2 separate regions of the Homo sapiens genome follow, and region 2 is linked to region 1. The links are chromatin loops, found by intact Hi-C in ENCODE. Cell type or tissue: chondrocyte. All regions are shown on one strand.

The links. Peaks named below come from ENCODE experiments on the same cell type or tissue, not always from the same donor. Only the 100,000 strongest peaks of a DNase experiment are listed, where the experiment ranks them.
Region 2: it touches region 1 in a loop (2.1-fold over the local background); 2 of 110 quality-filtered maps call a loop at or near these places.

Annotation. Positions count from the first base shown.
Region 1 is chr3:53,888,580-53,896,579 of GRCh38, reverse strand. SELENOK (selenoprotein K) reads left to right here and starts at 4,721. Exons shown (of 5, transcript NM_021237.5): 1 at 4,721-4,810. The coding sequence starts at 4,792. RefSeq lists enhancers at 4,443-4,742, 4,633-5,533. In chondrocyte, a CTCF peak has its summit at 4,925; DNase peaks (open chromatin) are centred at 4,609 and 4,997.
Region 2 is chr3:53,802,581-53,810,580 of GRCh38, reverse strand. CACNA1D (calcium voltage-gated channel subunit alpha1 D) reads right to left here. Exons shown (of 48, transcript NM_001128840.3): 44 at 7,009-7,158; 45 at 5,435-5,598; 46 at 1,811-1,932; 47 at 283-603. Among named protein-coding and RNA genes, the nearest start is that of CHDH, 40 kb to the left of the region's middle. RefSeq lists enhancers at 2,676-3,175, 3,176-3,677, 5,288-6,089 and a silencer at 5,022-5,071. In chondrocyte, CTCF peaks have their summits at 3,656 and 3,860; DNase peaks (open chromatin) are centred at 610, 1,890, 3,240, 4,170 and 2 weaker places.

The DNA.
Region 1 (8,000 bases):
AATCCTGGGTTACAGGAGAAGAAAGGAGACTTGCTCTTCATGGGATATCCCTTTGCATCTTTTGATTTTAATATTATGTACAGGTACCACATTCAAACAAAGGAAGATTCAAGAATCATCAATAATATGCACCAAACCAGTTAGTGAATAAGAATAATAAATTACACATTCCTTAATGTCACATGGCACATATCTATACTCTATTTTTTCAAAATCTAAAGGCTGATGTTATCTTGAGATCTATAATAATAAAATGCACATACTGTTATACTTTGTATACTCCATATTTAGGAATCTAAAGATAGGGCTTAGAAAGTAACACATATTTTGGTACTATGGAATACAATTCTAAAAATATTAAAAATTTGCTTTTAGTGATCAGTCAATGCCCCTAGAAGGCAACTAACACCTAAATCTCTGATGGTTTAACTTTAAAATTCTGGACCAGTATTCCATTCCATCTACCACTATAATGGTTTACATTACAGTTACCAGGGTTGCCAAAAATGGATTATGAGTTAAAAAGTAAGAAATTATCATTGGAATAGTATTTTTCATCCTGTAATAGAACCACAGGTTGAGTCTAGATATTCCTTATTCATTTAAAAATAGGCTATGTGTGTGTGTGTGTGTGTGTGTGTGTGTGTGTGTGTGTGTGTGTACATATACATATATATATATATAATCATACAGGCTCACTAGTGAAACTGATAATGTAATTAACTCAGTGAAATACTTTAGAGACTACAGAGGAAATTTTTAAACTTTTAAGCCAATCAAATTCTCCAAGGATGACTGCAATGTGAATTTTTATAAACATTTTCTCATTTTGATACAGAAAATAAGTTCAGGTAGTTTAAGAAAGTGACTTGTAGAGTTGTACAACCATCACTTCAGCTGAAGTGATGAGGTGATTACTGGTTCAAAAATTGCTGATTTGCACAGCAGGTCCAGTCTGGCTACACAGTTTTACAAAAATTGAAAATTAAAAAGAAAAAGTTGCTGTGAATAGCAACAATAAAGAGTATAAGGTAGAAAAATGAGGCAATTAAAGAGTTAAGGATTCTGAGTCCAGATGAAATAAAGAATGCAAAGGCAATAACTCTAAGAACAAACACATAAAAGGTCAATAAAGAATATAAATGCCATCTGTTTTCATGTTTCCTAACAGTAATATTGAGGACATCTTATTGTTTCTATGTAACCCAGTGTTCCTTCATTATCTCGTGGTAACCACCACCCCTCTCCAACTCTCAAGCCCTCTAGCTTAAGTGGGATTGAGTCAAGCTCCAGCTCCAGAGGTAGCTGTCATTCAGAATGGCCCATCCCACTGGCCAAGGGTTTAGTGCAGAGATATGAAGGTCATCCACTTAGAGATGCTCAGGGAATTTTGCTGGGGAATCTAGAAAAGAAAAACTGGGCAGCTATTTTGCAACTTTGAGAAAGCTGAGATACAGTCAAACAGTCTCCAGAAATCACCTCTCATTCTATACTACAAATACCGTGGTGGATTGTACACTATTTCAATACTTCTGTTATGTGTGGAGATGCAGCATAGCACAGGGGTTAAGAGCACAAACTATAGAGCCTGGCTCTTGATCTTAACCTCAATTCTGCTTCTTATTAACTGTGTGATCTTGGGCAAGACACTTGAGCTCTCTCTCAGTTTCCTCATCTGTAAAATGGGAATAACAGAACTCAGTAGGGTTGAAGTTTAAATGAATGAATACATGAAAAGCAATCAGAACGTTCCCTGGCACAGGGTAAGCACTATACAAATGTTAGCTATTATTATCGTCGTTGTTATGAGGATTAAATGAATAAATGGAAAGTGTTTAGAACAGTGCCTGACACATAGTAACCCTGTATACATATTATCCATTATTAAAACTACCAATTCTTTCATTCACTCAACAAGTATTTATTGAATACCTCTTCTTTGCCAGGCCAATGTCTTCATTCTAGACAAGCAGTATCCAACAGAAATGTAATGTAAACCATGTATGTGAGCCAAGTATGTAATTTTAAATTTTCTAGTAGTCACATAAAAATAAATGAAATTAACAAATAAAATTACTTTTAGTAACATATGTTCTTTAATCTCCAAAATATCATTTCAACATATCAATATTAAAAACAAGATATTTTACAGTCTTCATTTCATTCTAAATCTTTGTGATCTGGTATTTTGTACAGTACATTTCAATTCAGACTAGCCACATTTCAAATATTCAACAGCTACATGTGGCTAGTGGCTAATGCTTAGTTTCAGACATTAAAGGTTAGGGAAAGAGGGGAAATGCTATCTTTGTCCTCTACCACTAACTATATAATTGTAACTAACTATAATTGTAACTAACTATATAATTTTTTTCAATTTTCAAAGTCCTTTCACCTTTGTTATTCGAGAGGAACATGCCTTGCCTTGAAGGATTGATTAGATTTTAGCAGGTGGAGAAAGTTCCTTTCAAGAGGAAACACATGAGCAGAGGCAACAAGGCAGGAAAACAAAGGGTCTACTAGGGAAGTAGAAATCAGAGAGCAAAATCTAAGATGTATCAGGAAAGCCCTTAATGCCAGACCAGGGAGGCTGAATTATGTTTGTCAGGTGGTGGGAAGAAACGGAAGGTCTGTGAATGGGAGAGGCAAGATTGGATTAAACTAACAGGTGAAGATAGCATGAAATGGAGTACGGAGAAACTAGAGGTAGCTCATTAGGAAATCACTGCATTAAATCTCAGGCAAAAATGATCTAGATAAAGGAATGGAAAGGAAGAGATAGCCTCACAATGTCCGATACTCAGGAGATCCCAATGTTAGTTTCTTTCCTCTTTTGGCAATTGGAGAGATTTTAAGCAATTGTCAAAAAATTGTCTAAAAAAATCTCATTCAACCAACCAACAAATATCTGAGCACCTACTACTTGCCAAGAACTATGACAGACCTTGAAGATATAAAAGACAATAAGGCAGACAGGATTCCTGACCTCTTACGTCTTATATTTTCTTGAAGACAAGAGACAAATCAATTATCAGACAGTTTCACAATGTGAATTACTATGAAGAAAATAAACACGGAGATGAGTGGCCAGGGAAGGGCACCCAGAAGTGGTGACAACTAAGCAGAGGGCTAAAGGATAAAATGAGCTGGATGTGCAAGGAGTCCGAGGAAGAGGGTTCCAGGTAGAGGGACAAGTATGGGCAGAGTCCTGGAGGTATCAGTAAAACCCGGGGTGTTCACAAACTAAAACAACAATGTTGCCAGAGCATAATCTGGGTGGGGGTGTTCATAAACTAAAACAACAATGTTGCCAGAGCATAATCTGGGTGGGGAGATGTGGCTGGAAGTACAGTGAGAGGAGCAATCAAGAGGACAAGTCACCTTGGGCCTGCAGGCCATGACAAGGAACTGGATTTTAAGAGCAATAGGAAGTCACTAAATTTTAGTGTCCAAAAGGTTTTAGGCAAGGGAACGAGATGATCTCCGTTTTAAGATCGATCTTGCTACAGTTTGTAAAACTGCCTAAGGATGGTAAAAGACTGAACCTGAGATTTCATTTAGAAGGAAACTAGCGTAGAGCAGGTGAGAGATGATGGTGGCATGGTCTAGATTAAGAAAGGCCCTTGGGAAAATTAACGGCCCTGCCCTAATATTTTTGCAGAAATGATCCTTTATGATTGTGCTGCACAAATCCCAAATGAGGTGAAGGATGTTGTCTTGTCCTATTATGAACTTTTCTGGGGAAAATGCTCTCTCCAAAATCAACATAAAATTAGATCTTTGTCAGTTCTAAGTATTAGAACATAAAATCTTAACCAAAGTTGTTAAACTCAAAATAGATTTTCAGCATGTAATTTTCATTTTCTGGAAGGTGATTAGGAATCTTTCCAAAGAGATGACACATGGCTTGAGAACTGGGGGCGGGAAGTCAAAGGAAGCAGCCATTAGGTCTCCACGCTGAAAGAATAGCTAAGTGCAGAGGCCTTGAGAAGGGAATGAAATGGCCACGTTCAAGGAACAGAGGCAGCCCACTGGCTGTAGCAGAGTAAATATCCATGGTATGTGGTCCACATTTACTGAATGTCCAAGACATGTCTTCTAATTCGTCTGTCACCAAAGTGGTCATAAGCAGTCGCCATCAATAAGAAACAAGCAGAGAAAGGGCCTACAGTTCAATTTATTTTTCAGTTGCCTCACAAAAGGCTAAGAAAAACTTAGTTTCTGGTGAACCCAGGTAGACATGCTCATTTTAAAGAGAATGAATATATCTAGGAAGAGCCTGGCAGTATATTCCCAAAGGCGTGACAATAAAGTTCCTTAACGTGTAGTCAGCACCCTCAAACGTCAACACGTCTGGAAAATTCGGAAGCGTTTCCTCCTGTCAGCGGCCCTTCAAGCTACCTCATACAGGGCAGCCTCTCCTACCCAGACCCGGAGCCTATCAATCGACGAGAAAACAGCTTCCCCTCACTGGGCGGTGCGAACCAACTCTGCACGATCAAGTCGGATAGAGGACTGGCAACCGCGGGCACTACAGGGCAGTCCTTAACGTCATATCCGGTTGTCAGCTCGGCCGCCTCCGCCTAACCAGAAGTCGCAGATGTGACGATGCAAAAACGCCCGTCGGGGGCGCGTCTCTTTCAGCAGCCAATGGGCTCTGCCCACCTTCGTCCTCGTCAGCATTTTGTCTAATCGCGGCCTGTGACGCTCGAAGGGCGGGGAGCAGAGGGAGATACAGAAACCGACAGGGGCCAGGCGCCCGGTGGCTCCGAAGCGGGGAAGTGGGACAAGATGGTTTACATCTCGAACGGTAAGTTGAGAGCGGGCTGTGGCTTCGACCGGTGACTTGTAAGATCGGACTCCAGGTTCCTTTCATCGTCGCTCGCTGAGTCTTGAGCCCGGTGCGGCTTCCCCGGGCTTAGCGCCCCGCGGCCGGGCGGAGCTGGACCGAAGTCGCCTCGGCTTGCGGCGCGTCAGCCGATGGTCTCTGAGCCGGCAGTCGGGGGCCGAGGTCCCGCCGGCCTCACGTTGAGTACTGGGAGCCCTGCAACCCCGCCTTCGTGCAGCAAGCGCTTGATTGTGGATTTGCGAGGGTGGTCTTTCCTCTCTCGGGTGTCGGTATCCTTAAAACTAGTAAGGACAATGATGCCGACGCTGTACACGTAGCGCTTGTGCCCTGGACAGTGTTTCAGTTATTTGCTTATCGTCACATTCAATCCTGTTTTACGGGTGGAAACTCTGAGGCTCAGATAGATTAAATAGCTTGCCTGGGCTATTTAAGTCACAGAGGTAACTTAATGGCTGAGTCGGGATTCGATCACAGGTAGGCTGACGTCAGCGTCCTTGTTATCTGTTATGCTGCCTCTGTCTACAACGTGTAAAAAGACCGAGCCGACCTAGGATGATAATTAGATGAAAGCTTTGCATAGGCTTTTTCCCCAGGAAAGGGTAGCTAGTCAAACATGGAATTTTTTGCTCGAATTTCAAGGGGCATGGGAAGAAGTACTATCTTCCCCTAGGAGCAAGTTAATTATTACCGGAATGGAGAATCCGAGAGACTTAATTCTGCGAACCCACAAAGAAGATGACCGGAAAGGAAGGACATGACTGTGTCAGATCAGTGCTAGAGCTGCCTGCCCACCTGTTTGACTCAGGTGAAATTCTTTGGTACAGTCTTAACAAGGAGTTGTGGATCATTGGAACTAGGTCTTGGTTCTATTTGAGTCATCTGTTTTTCTCCAGAGACGAGTAAGGTAGTCAGTGAGGAGCCTTCTGGCTGACTGCACTTTTGCATTTCTTGACTTTTAAAAATCTCCCCTTCTCATCTCCCACTTAAAAATCTTTGAAACAAGTAGATTGATGGACACTACAGAAAAGCATCAAAATTTCATCTTAGTTTTGGGCGCTTTCAGACTTTAGTCTGTTTTATAGCCTGTTTTATAGCCTTTGTGATATAAGCTTAAGGCTGGAAGCTTCTGTATGAATTATTGAATAATTCCTTGTATTTGTTGTGTCTTACTGTGTTCGCATTATTTCATTTGGTCCACATAAGTAGCCGATTAGGACTCTTTATCGTACTTTAAAAGTTGAGAAACACAACTGCATTCAAACACCTTACTTCTCTCTGGGGATATTGGTGGAAGGGACATTCTGCCTTAAGAAAGGGAAAGTGGAAAAGCAAGATAGAATCACAGAGGAAGAAATGACAGGTTCCAATTAGATCCACCTTCTTAGGACTGTATTATCAGCACTTGACAAAATCTTTCTCTTGCTGTCAGATGACTTTTTTTTTTCCAAAAATCTTATGTGATGGCTAGCCCTGGAATACTTTTTGTTGGAGAAAGAAAATGTCACATCAGCCAACGAAGCAGAGCTAGTAAGAGGCAGAGAACTAAGCCTGTCACCCACCCTCTAAACTTTTGTAGCCCCTTGCTCTCAGTAGCACAGTGAGAGCTTAGATCCAAGTGGGTATCTGAAATTAAGCTGGTCAAGAAAAGAGGAAAAGTAAACCCTCATGGAGTGGGTAGAGGTGAGTGGGGTTAACTCTTGGGATAATGGAAAGGAGAGGTAGTTGACAGTTACTCTTCCCCGAAAATATTCTGACATCTTGATTTGCAAGGCTGAAATATAGTGTACCAACTTATGTTGTAGCTTCTATTAAAGTGGTTTGAAAAATAGATCCAGTTTTGCTTAAGATAAAGCTAGAGTCTATTAGAATTAAGAGTATGCTGTTATAGAAAACAGTAGTTATTTTAATGAAGAACAAGCCAAATTCTCTTTAGTACTTAGAGCATACACACTCTTTATAAGAATTTTATAAAAATAACTGATTCCAAAGACTTGTAAGAGTATGAATACGCAATCTTTTTATACAGGCAAGAGACTTTGCAAATGAAAAGAAATACTCAGCATGTTTAGGAATATGGAAGTGGTGTGAGCATTCCTTTATATTCACCCGTCCCATTTGTTTCTTCAAAGTACTTGAATAAAGAGGTATTTTTACACCCATGTTGATAGCAGCATTATTCACAGTAGTCAGAAGGTGGAAGCAACTCAAGTGTCCATCAACAGATATGAGTGGGTAAACAAAATGTAGTATATACATACAAGGATATATTATTCAACCTTCAGGAAGGAGATTTTGACACATACTGCAACATGGATGAACTTTGAAGACATGCCAAGTGAAAAGCTGGTCACTAAAGGATAGAAATTGTATTATTCTTCTTTTATGAGGTTCCTAGAGTAGTCAAATTTGTCGGGACAGAAAGTAGAATGGTGGTTGCCAGGGGCTGGGCGGAGAAGGTAATGGGAATCAGGGTTTAATGGGTATAGAGTTTCAGCTGGAGAAGATGAAAAACTTCTAGAGGTGGATGGTGGTGATGGTTGTGCATCAATGTAGAATGTACTTAATATCACAGAACTGTACTCTTTAAAATGGTTAACCATTGGTAACCATTGTTACATTTTTAAACCATGATAAATTTTTGTTTTATATATATGTGTTTTTTTGTTGTTTTTTGTTTTTTTTTTCTTGCTCTGTCGCCCAGGCTGGAGTGCAGTGGCGCCATCTGGGCTCACTGCAACCTCTGCTTCCTGGGTTCAAGCAATTCTCCTGCCTCAGCCTCCTGAGTAGCTGGGACTACAGGTGTGTGCCACCATGCCTAGCTAATTTTTTGTAGTTTTTAGTAGAGACGGGGTTTCACCGTGTTAGCCAGGATGGTCTCAATCTCCTGACCTCATGATCCGCCTGCCTCGGCCTCCCAAAGTGCTGGGATTACAGGCATGAGCCACCGCGCCCAGCCTTTGTTATATATTTATAGAAAGAGAGAAAGTAGTTGAATAGAATGAAGTCACCCACCAAGTTTATAAACCAGTAGGCTTTTGACATACTGGAGGAATGTCCCTAGATAATGGAACATTACTTCTCCGAACCTTTCCTTGGAATGATGCTCACAGATTTCTTCTGGTGTTGGCCATTTGGAATAATGGGCAAGTTA
Region 2 (8,000 bases), 86 kb after region 1:
TCACCATGTTGGCAAGGCTGGTCTTTGAGCCGCTGACCTCAGGTGATCCACCCGCCTCGGCCTCCCAAAGTGCTGAGATTACAGACGTAAGCCACTGCAGCCAGTGGTGGTGACCAGTTTTTACTCATGCTTCAGGTACATTCCTGCTGCTCAGAAGTGTCTGATTGAGGCAGCCTAGCTCACAGCCTGGCCGCCCTCCCACCACTGCCCTTCCTGCTGTTACAGTTGCACCTCTGCTGCTCCTGGTGCTTCCTGCCCACCACGGCCAAGAACCGTACTCACTGCCTCCACCAAGCTGTCCGCACTCCTCTGCTTGTCGCTGTTTTTGTTCCGGAAGCTGCTGGGGACAGTCAGGCTGGCTGGTGTGAAAGTCCGGTAGGAGATGTCGGGCTCGTCTGTGTACCAGGAGCTGCGGTGCAGGGACGGCAGGCTGCCGTTCACCTGGTCCAGGGCCTCTGACTGCTCCACTTGGATCAGGGGGGTGTAGCACGGTGTCCAGTCCCGGTAGGGAGGGGTTGCTGGAGGGGTGGCCCACGACCGGGTCGAGTGACTCGGTGAGTACTTCTGGGCTTTACTTGAATCTAGGCCGGCAACTGCCATGATCTGAGGAAAGAGGGGACTGTTGGGAGACCAGAGGTTCTCAGAGGTCCGGGCCTCAAACCTTCTGCGCACAGACCAAGCACCGGCGCTGCGCTCGCCAGGGGCAGTCCAGGCAAGGACTTGGAAAGGACATGGGCACACTGAAGTACGCTGAATGAATGGGCGGTGATGACTTTGTTTTCTAGCAGACTGTGCTTTCTTTTACCCCGAATCCATAATGCATTTCCTTTGGCTTTTCCCAAGGAGGTATCAGTTGCTAATTCATGAAATTGCTTCAGAATGAAGAATCAGGGAAGCCCAACAAGCTGTGGGTGTGAACACACCACCCAGTTCATGCTGGGTTTAAATACCGAAGTACATTCAGGGGAAACTACCACTTCCCAGCACTTATAGGAAAACAGCTGGTTCTCTTTGCTCTGGAGTAATGCATCCTAGAGCCGGCATTTGGCATGTGCTAAAGCACTGGGTACAAGCCCCGGTCTTACAATCCCACCACGGCAGATGCACCTTGGGGTTCACACTCTGCAGAGAGGGACGGGGAACGCTGTCTGTAAACAGCACAGGTCCATGCCCACCACCCTGTCGTGCACGAATGAATGGCATCTCTGATGTGATATTTTCAGAAAGAAAAAGCGCCATATTGTTATCCTTGAGGGAAAGCCCTAGTGAGTGGGCTCCGGCCCCACCCTCTTGCCTGTGCAGCCGCCCTCAACGTGGGCAAACTGTTCTCCCCAGACTGCTCCCTTTGTAGGCAGGGGAGGTTAACCCTGCATAGTACCCACAGGGCCCTGCCCATGGAGGGACCCATAAACTTAATGAAGGAACCACTTCTTAGAGAAAATGAAGGGCTGCACCGCTTGTTCAGAATCAGCCAAGTGGCCCCCACTCCCTGAGCTCAGATCACATCAGGCTCTGTATTCAATGCCAGGAAGAGGTGGTGGGGATCGCAGGGAGGCACCTGGGCAGTGAGGCCAGCTTTGGCAGCTGGCTCCCTGGATTCAAATGCCAGCAGTCACTTGTGTGAGCTTGGGCAGCATGGGACTCATGGCCATAGCTATTTGACAGGATTGTTACAAAGATTAACTAGACTGTAGGTGAAGATTCTCTCCTTCCCTCCTGGTGCTTAAGGCCAAGGAGAAGGGAGTGACCTGATGGGGGTCCTATGTGGGGTGCCCCTAGGTGTGGGGGCAAGGCCAGGTGGGCCGCTCACCTGTTGCTGCATTAGATGCAGAGGCAGGGCCGTGCGATGGGGGAAGATGGGAGACGACGGGACCTCTTCCTGGCTGCTCTGCCGGCGCAGGCACTCAAAGTTGAAGGAGGATCTCCGGTGGGCTGGGAAAGCAAAGGGCATCACACAGCTGTGAAGCAAGTTCTCTGCCGGGACACCGTCTTTCAGAGTCAGGGTGGCCCCGGATGCTCAGCAACGAGCCCAGGAAGAAGCATGCGGTTTGTCCAAGAGAAAGATTAGGTAGTGAGGTCTCCAAACTTTAGTAGGAGAGGATGAAGGCAGAAGCCCCAGTGAGGGATGTTTTTTAAAGTACAAACTTACTACTTTTTTTTTTTTTTTGAGATGGAGTCTGGCTCTGTCGCCCAGGCTGGAGTGCAGTGGCGCAATCTCAGCTCACTGCAAGCTCCACCTCCCGGGTTCACGCCATTCTCCTGCCTCAGCCTCCCGAGTAGCTGGGACTACAGGCGCCCGCCACCACGCCCGGCTACTATTTTGTATTTTCAGTAGAGACAGGGTTTCACCGTGTTAGCCAGGATGGTCTCGATCTCCTGACCTCGTGATCCACCCGCCTCAGCCTCCCAAAGAGAACTTACTACTTTTAAACGTTCGCCTGTTCTCAGGAGGAGGAGTGAAGGCAGCCCATAGGGCAACTGATCCGAGTCAGAAGCCCTGGCGCTGCATACTGTGGGGAGCGCACAGCACTTCAGTGCAAGAACACAAGTCCTGCCAGAACCCCACGACACTTCCCACTGTCACCTTCCAGATACCCTAAGTGTCCCCAGCAGCTGACATATCTTGCTGGGGCTCCTGTGTTTACACCTGTTTTAAAGGGAGGGACTTTACCTGCACTGATCAGCTTGACCAGGTAATAAGCAAATTATTTTTGTTGGGAAAGATTCAGCTTCTCTAGCACTGAATACAAACAAAGGACACCTCTAATTTTAAGAAAATGCTTGTCCTGCTAACAGCTCTTCCAACAGAGGCTCACACAGAGGTTAACAAGACAATCCACAGCTCCCAGCTTCACAGGGCACCAGGCCCGGGAGATCAGTCTGAATTCTGGGGCCCTAAGACACAGCCAGCAGCCTCCTCCCAGAAACCTCCTACCCCTTGCAGGGGCCTCTGTCGAGAGCACACCTATCGTTTACAAGGCATTTCTATGGCTCCTATCTTGACCGCTGCTTTTCTCGGATCACAGGGCCTCCTTTCTCAGCCCTGGCAAAACTCCACATGCCCCTCATTCCGCTATTGGAAAGCCCAGGGCCTAGCCAGGGGAGGACTCCCAGGCACACTGGGGCTGCACACAAGAGACCGGGCTGAGTCCTTGGCTAGGCACTGCCCAGCAGAGAGGAACGAGACAGCCAGTCCTGGTCTCTCGTGCCCAGTGCGCACTGTGGGGCCTCCTGGTTCAGTTGCCTACATGGGACACACACGGCTGCCTCATCAGAAAGCCTTCCCTCCACGCACCACCCAGGGGCCAACTGTGCTGTGGAGCATAGGTTTCCAGATCGAATGGCCGGGCTGGGGGCTGGGAAAGGAGAGCAGCGGTCCCTCTCCTGTATGTGGTGCTTTTCCATTTCTAAAATGCTCCAGGGATCCCCACCATCTCATGTGCTCTGCACAACACTCTCTGGAGGAGGAGGGAATCCCCCTGCAGCTGAGAACACAGGTGGAGGAGGGAAATGTTCTTCCTGTCCAAGGTCTGAGCTGCGGGGCAGCAAAGCAAAACCACCTTATGAATCAAGAGCACAGCCACTCCTGCCCACTCAGCTCCTCTCTGGCACTGTGGCTGGTGGGATTCATGTGCTTGCTTGCTTGGCCAAGTAGGCAGTAGACAAAGGCCGAGGCCCGAGGAAGGCAGTGGAACTCACAAGGGCGAGGGCCATCACCCGGCCTCACCTGCATCTGCTTCATCTAGTATTTATGGGAAAGGAGTGACTTCATTTAGCTGCATGTGTTCAGGGCTGAGGAATTAAATATTAACCATGGAAATGGGTCTGGTCACACTCCCCAGTGGGGCTGTGACAGTTGGAGTGAGGCAGAGGGCCCTGGGCACCTCCCAGTGGTGCTCTTTATAGTATATGCAGTTGGCAGACTCAGAAGCCGATGTGTCACGGCTATTTTTGGTTACTGATTAGAGTCCTGTTCAAAAATATGCTTCATTCCTCAGAAATTCCAGAAATGGATAGTCCTTAACCATCAGCAAAATGCCCACATGTCCAAAATGAAACTGTTCAGCCAAGGGCTGGAAGGGGCCAGGGCTGCACCTCTTCCCCCAGCTGGAGTTCCTTGCTCAGGATGACCCAGATCCGCCAGCTCCTGCCACCCACCGCTGCAGAGGGAAAGCAGGTGGAAGCAGCCAGCCCCAGCCCCAGCCCCTCTAGGTGGGATGGGTTTCCTGGCCCCAGAGTGAAGGGGACCAACAAGTCCAGAACCTGCCCCGTGAGCAGAGGGCACTGACAGACTTGACAGGAAGATGAGGGAGAAGCAGAGAAAGTGAGGGAGGAGGAGGGAAGGCAAGGGAGAGGAAGGGGGAGGAGGGAAGATGAGGGAGGAGGGAGGAGGGAGGAGGAGGGAGGAGAGGGGGAGGGAAAAGAAGGAGGAGGAGGGTAGATGAGGGAGGAGGAAGATAAAGGAAGATGCTAGAAGACGAAGGAGGAGGAAGATGAGGGAAGATGAGAGAAAATGAGGGAGGAGGAGGAGGGAACATGAGGGAGGAGGAGGAGGGAACATGAGGGAGGAGGAGGGAAGATGAGGGAGGAACGGAGGAGGAGGGAAGATGAGGGAGGGAGGAGGAGGGAAGATGAGGGAGGAGGAGGAGGGAAGATGAGGGAGCAGGAGAAGATGAGGGAGGAGGAGAAGATGCGGGAGGAGGAGGAGGAGGGAAGATGAGGGAGGAGGAGGAAAGATGGAGGAGGAGGGAAGATGGAGGAGGAGGAGGGAAGATAGAGGAGGAGGAGGGAAGATGAGGGAGGAAGAGGGAAGATGAGGGAGGAGGAGGGAAGATGAGGGAGGAGGAGGGAAGATGGAGGAGGAGGAGGGAAGATGAGGGAGGGAGGAGGAGCAGAGATGAGGGAGGAGGATAAGGCTTGGAGGGGCCTGAGGACAGATGGACACCAGAATGCCCAGGTGGCCCTCAGAGGCATGGGGTTTTGCAAGACAGGCCTGCGGCACAGCCAGCTCTGCACTTGAGCCCACTCTTCCCCTTTGGGGGCTCAGTCACCCCATCACAGAGTGCAGCAGGGCTGACAACAGCAAAAGCATGTGTGTGGTTTGCCTCCCTCTCAGGATGGTCCCAGGTTCAAAGACAATGCTATGTATGCAAAACACCCCTTACCAGATGTGTGCGTGCAATCTTAGGGCCCCACAGCCTCTCTCTTCTCAAAGAGAGTCAAGCATAGCACTGAAGAGGCTAGAGCTCTATCACGTGAGATATGGATGAGAAAGGAAGGAAAGCAGACACACTCTCTGGCTGGGGGCTGGTCTTGAGGACTAAGGATCCTGACCTGGCAGCACACATCCATCACCGGCCCCCAGAGCGGGGGTTGGGGGAGAGGTACACTGTTCCCCGGGAGGTTCCACCCAAAACAAAAAATCTGGCCTCACATGCTGGGGTGGGAGGTAGTAGGCGTCTCCTTGGAGATCTCCGTGAATCATAGCAAACGGGCGAGTCATCGTCCTCCAAGAATCCTTGGGGATGATGGTAGCCTCGGGGCCTCTCAGAGTCGATGTTTCTGCCTGGGTATCTGCTGTAGTAGCCATAGTTTTGCCTGGAGGTCAGAGAGGAGGGCAGTAAGGTTCTAGGTAACAAGCTCTGTCACTCAACCCTGCCAGACTGACATCCATACTCCTCTCCCCGCCTCCTCCCTTGGACACAGTAGGATTGGCTGAGAACAAGGCTGGCCTCAGTTTCATGGAAGATTCCAGATGGAGACCAAGGGCCATTACAGGACTGGAGGCCTGTGCTGAGGGATGTGCTGGCAGTTTTGATCCCTCAGCTCCAGGGCAAATGTGGATCGCAGATGTCCTGTGAGCCAGGCTCTCACCCACTCATTTCCTCCGTGAGAGCCCCTCTCCTGAGTGCCTTCCCTCTGCCAGGTGCTGGGCACCAAGGACACCAAGATGCATGAAGCATGAGCCCCACCCTCAATGGGCTTAGAAAATGCCATGAGCACACAGAAATCAAATGCGAGCTGGAAAGGGCCAGTGCTGGAAGAGAGGAACTCATGCGGTTCGTGAGGTTTTCTTTTCTGGGGGTTGGGGGAGGGATTTCAATTCCAGTCATGGAAATAAAAAGCAAGGCCCTAGAGCAGGCCCTCGACAGGGGGGATGAGGCCAGCAGACGGAGTGAGGGCATCCAAGCAGGGGCCACAGTGTGAGCAAAAGCCCTAGAGAAGGGAACACGAGTTCATCTGGCTCAGAGTCAGTGGTTTCAGAAGTCAGGCATTTGAGAGAGGCACGGGGAAGGGCTGCGGGAGCAGAGGGTGAGGGTCAGGCTGTGGCTCAGATGCCAGAAGCCACCTCACTGCCATTCCACTTCCACTTCACTGGGCCCCTGGTCACAGTGAGGTGCGGTTCAGAGAAGAGGGTGGAGGGCGATTTTCATCCGCCTGTGCCGCCTGCTACGCCTCCTAAAGCAGAGTGCCCATTGTACTAACAAACATTCTTTCTGTAGGACAGAAGCAAGATGGACCCCTCTGCTGAGTGACCCCTCATTTCTTCATCTCCCCGAGAGACCCCTTGAAGTGGCAGGAGGCAGGTGCTGTGCATGAGGACCTGGCCCAGCTCCAGGCTGGCCAAGCCGCCGTCCACACAGAGCCCTGGGGCCGCCAGAGCTCCAAGTGTTAATTCAGCAAAAACTGATCTCTCCAAAGACGGGTGGTGGAAAGGCATTAACCCAGCCACGAAGCAGGCCCATCTCCCATTTCCCAAGCCTTCACTAAAAGGCCTCAGAGGCCCCTAGTGGAAATAAGGCAACAGGTCTGAAAGAATAGCCCTCACCCTGCCTCTCTGCGGCTCTCTTTCTCCAGCTCCACTCTCCCTCTGGCCTGGAGTTTCTGCTCCCATTTTGCTTTTTAGGGGAAGCCCAAGTGCAGCTGCCGGTGGCCCTGGCTTCCGGAGTGGGCCGAGCACCAGGGCAGGGCGGCCTCCCGCTCTCCACAGGAGCCAGAGCAGCTCACCTGCTCCAGGTGGGCGAGCTGTCATCCTCGTAGCATTCCTCACTACTGAAATACTCCTGCTCCCCCAAGCAGTGGGGGTCCCTGAAATAGCCATGTATCTCTGGGTCTTCCCGGCAAATAGTTGGGAGCTGTTCATCTCCTGAGTCGGACCTGCAGTTGGGAGAGAGGATCTGAGAACCTGGGCAGGCGGCAGATAATTCCTGCTGCAGCTGCACCTCTGCCTGTGGCCGGCAACCCTGCCCGGGTGCTCCTGGCTTCTCCCAGCGCGCACCTGCCTCAGGCAGCACTGGACTGTTCCGGCTTCTGGCAACAGCACCGTGTGTGTGTCTGTGTGTGTGGTGTGCCTGCGGGCCAGGATAGGGTCTCTCTCAGTGCCCTGCACAATGTTGGTGTCAAACCATTGTGTCCAGAGGCCTTGGAGCCAAAGGAATAGGTGCAATTTGGAGAACAGAACAAAAAAATGGACCTAGGGAAAAAGACCCTGGGTTCCCAGGGCATCTGCTCTGATCCCTCCCTCTCCTTCTAGTCCCCCAGCTCCAGCCCAGTGTGACTTCAGAACCTGGAACAAAGGAGCTTCCTGGCCACTGACCTCCTGCTGTATCAAATCAGGAAGGTCGAGTGAGTTCTGGATACAGTGCCACAGGGGAAACTGTCACAGAACATGTCCACCATGTTTCCAAAGGCTGCCCTGCCCCAGGAATGTGGTAAGTCTCCCTGAAACCCGGCTCATCCTGGCCTCAGTCCTCAGAGAAGGACGTGGTGATGTCAATCCTCTCTCCAAAGGAAGGATGGCACTTCCTCTGACTTCTCCACTTTCTTGCACCCAACTTGGGCCCACATGGCTCCCGACTTCACTTCATAACATGACACAGGAAGACCCATCCTCCCTTGGCCCCCAACAAAATGGGCATTCCGCCCACAATTCAACTCAGGTCAATACATGTGGAGTGGAATATACTACACATATCTTGAGGGCTACAGGGAAAATGACA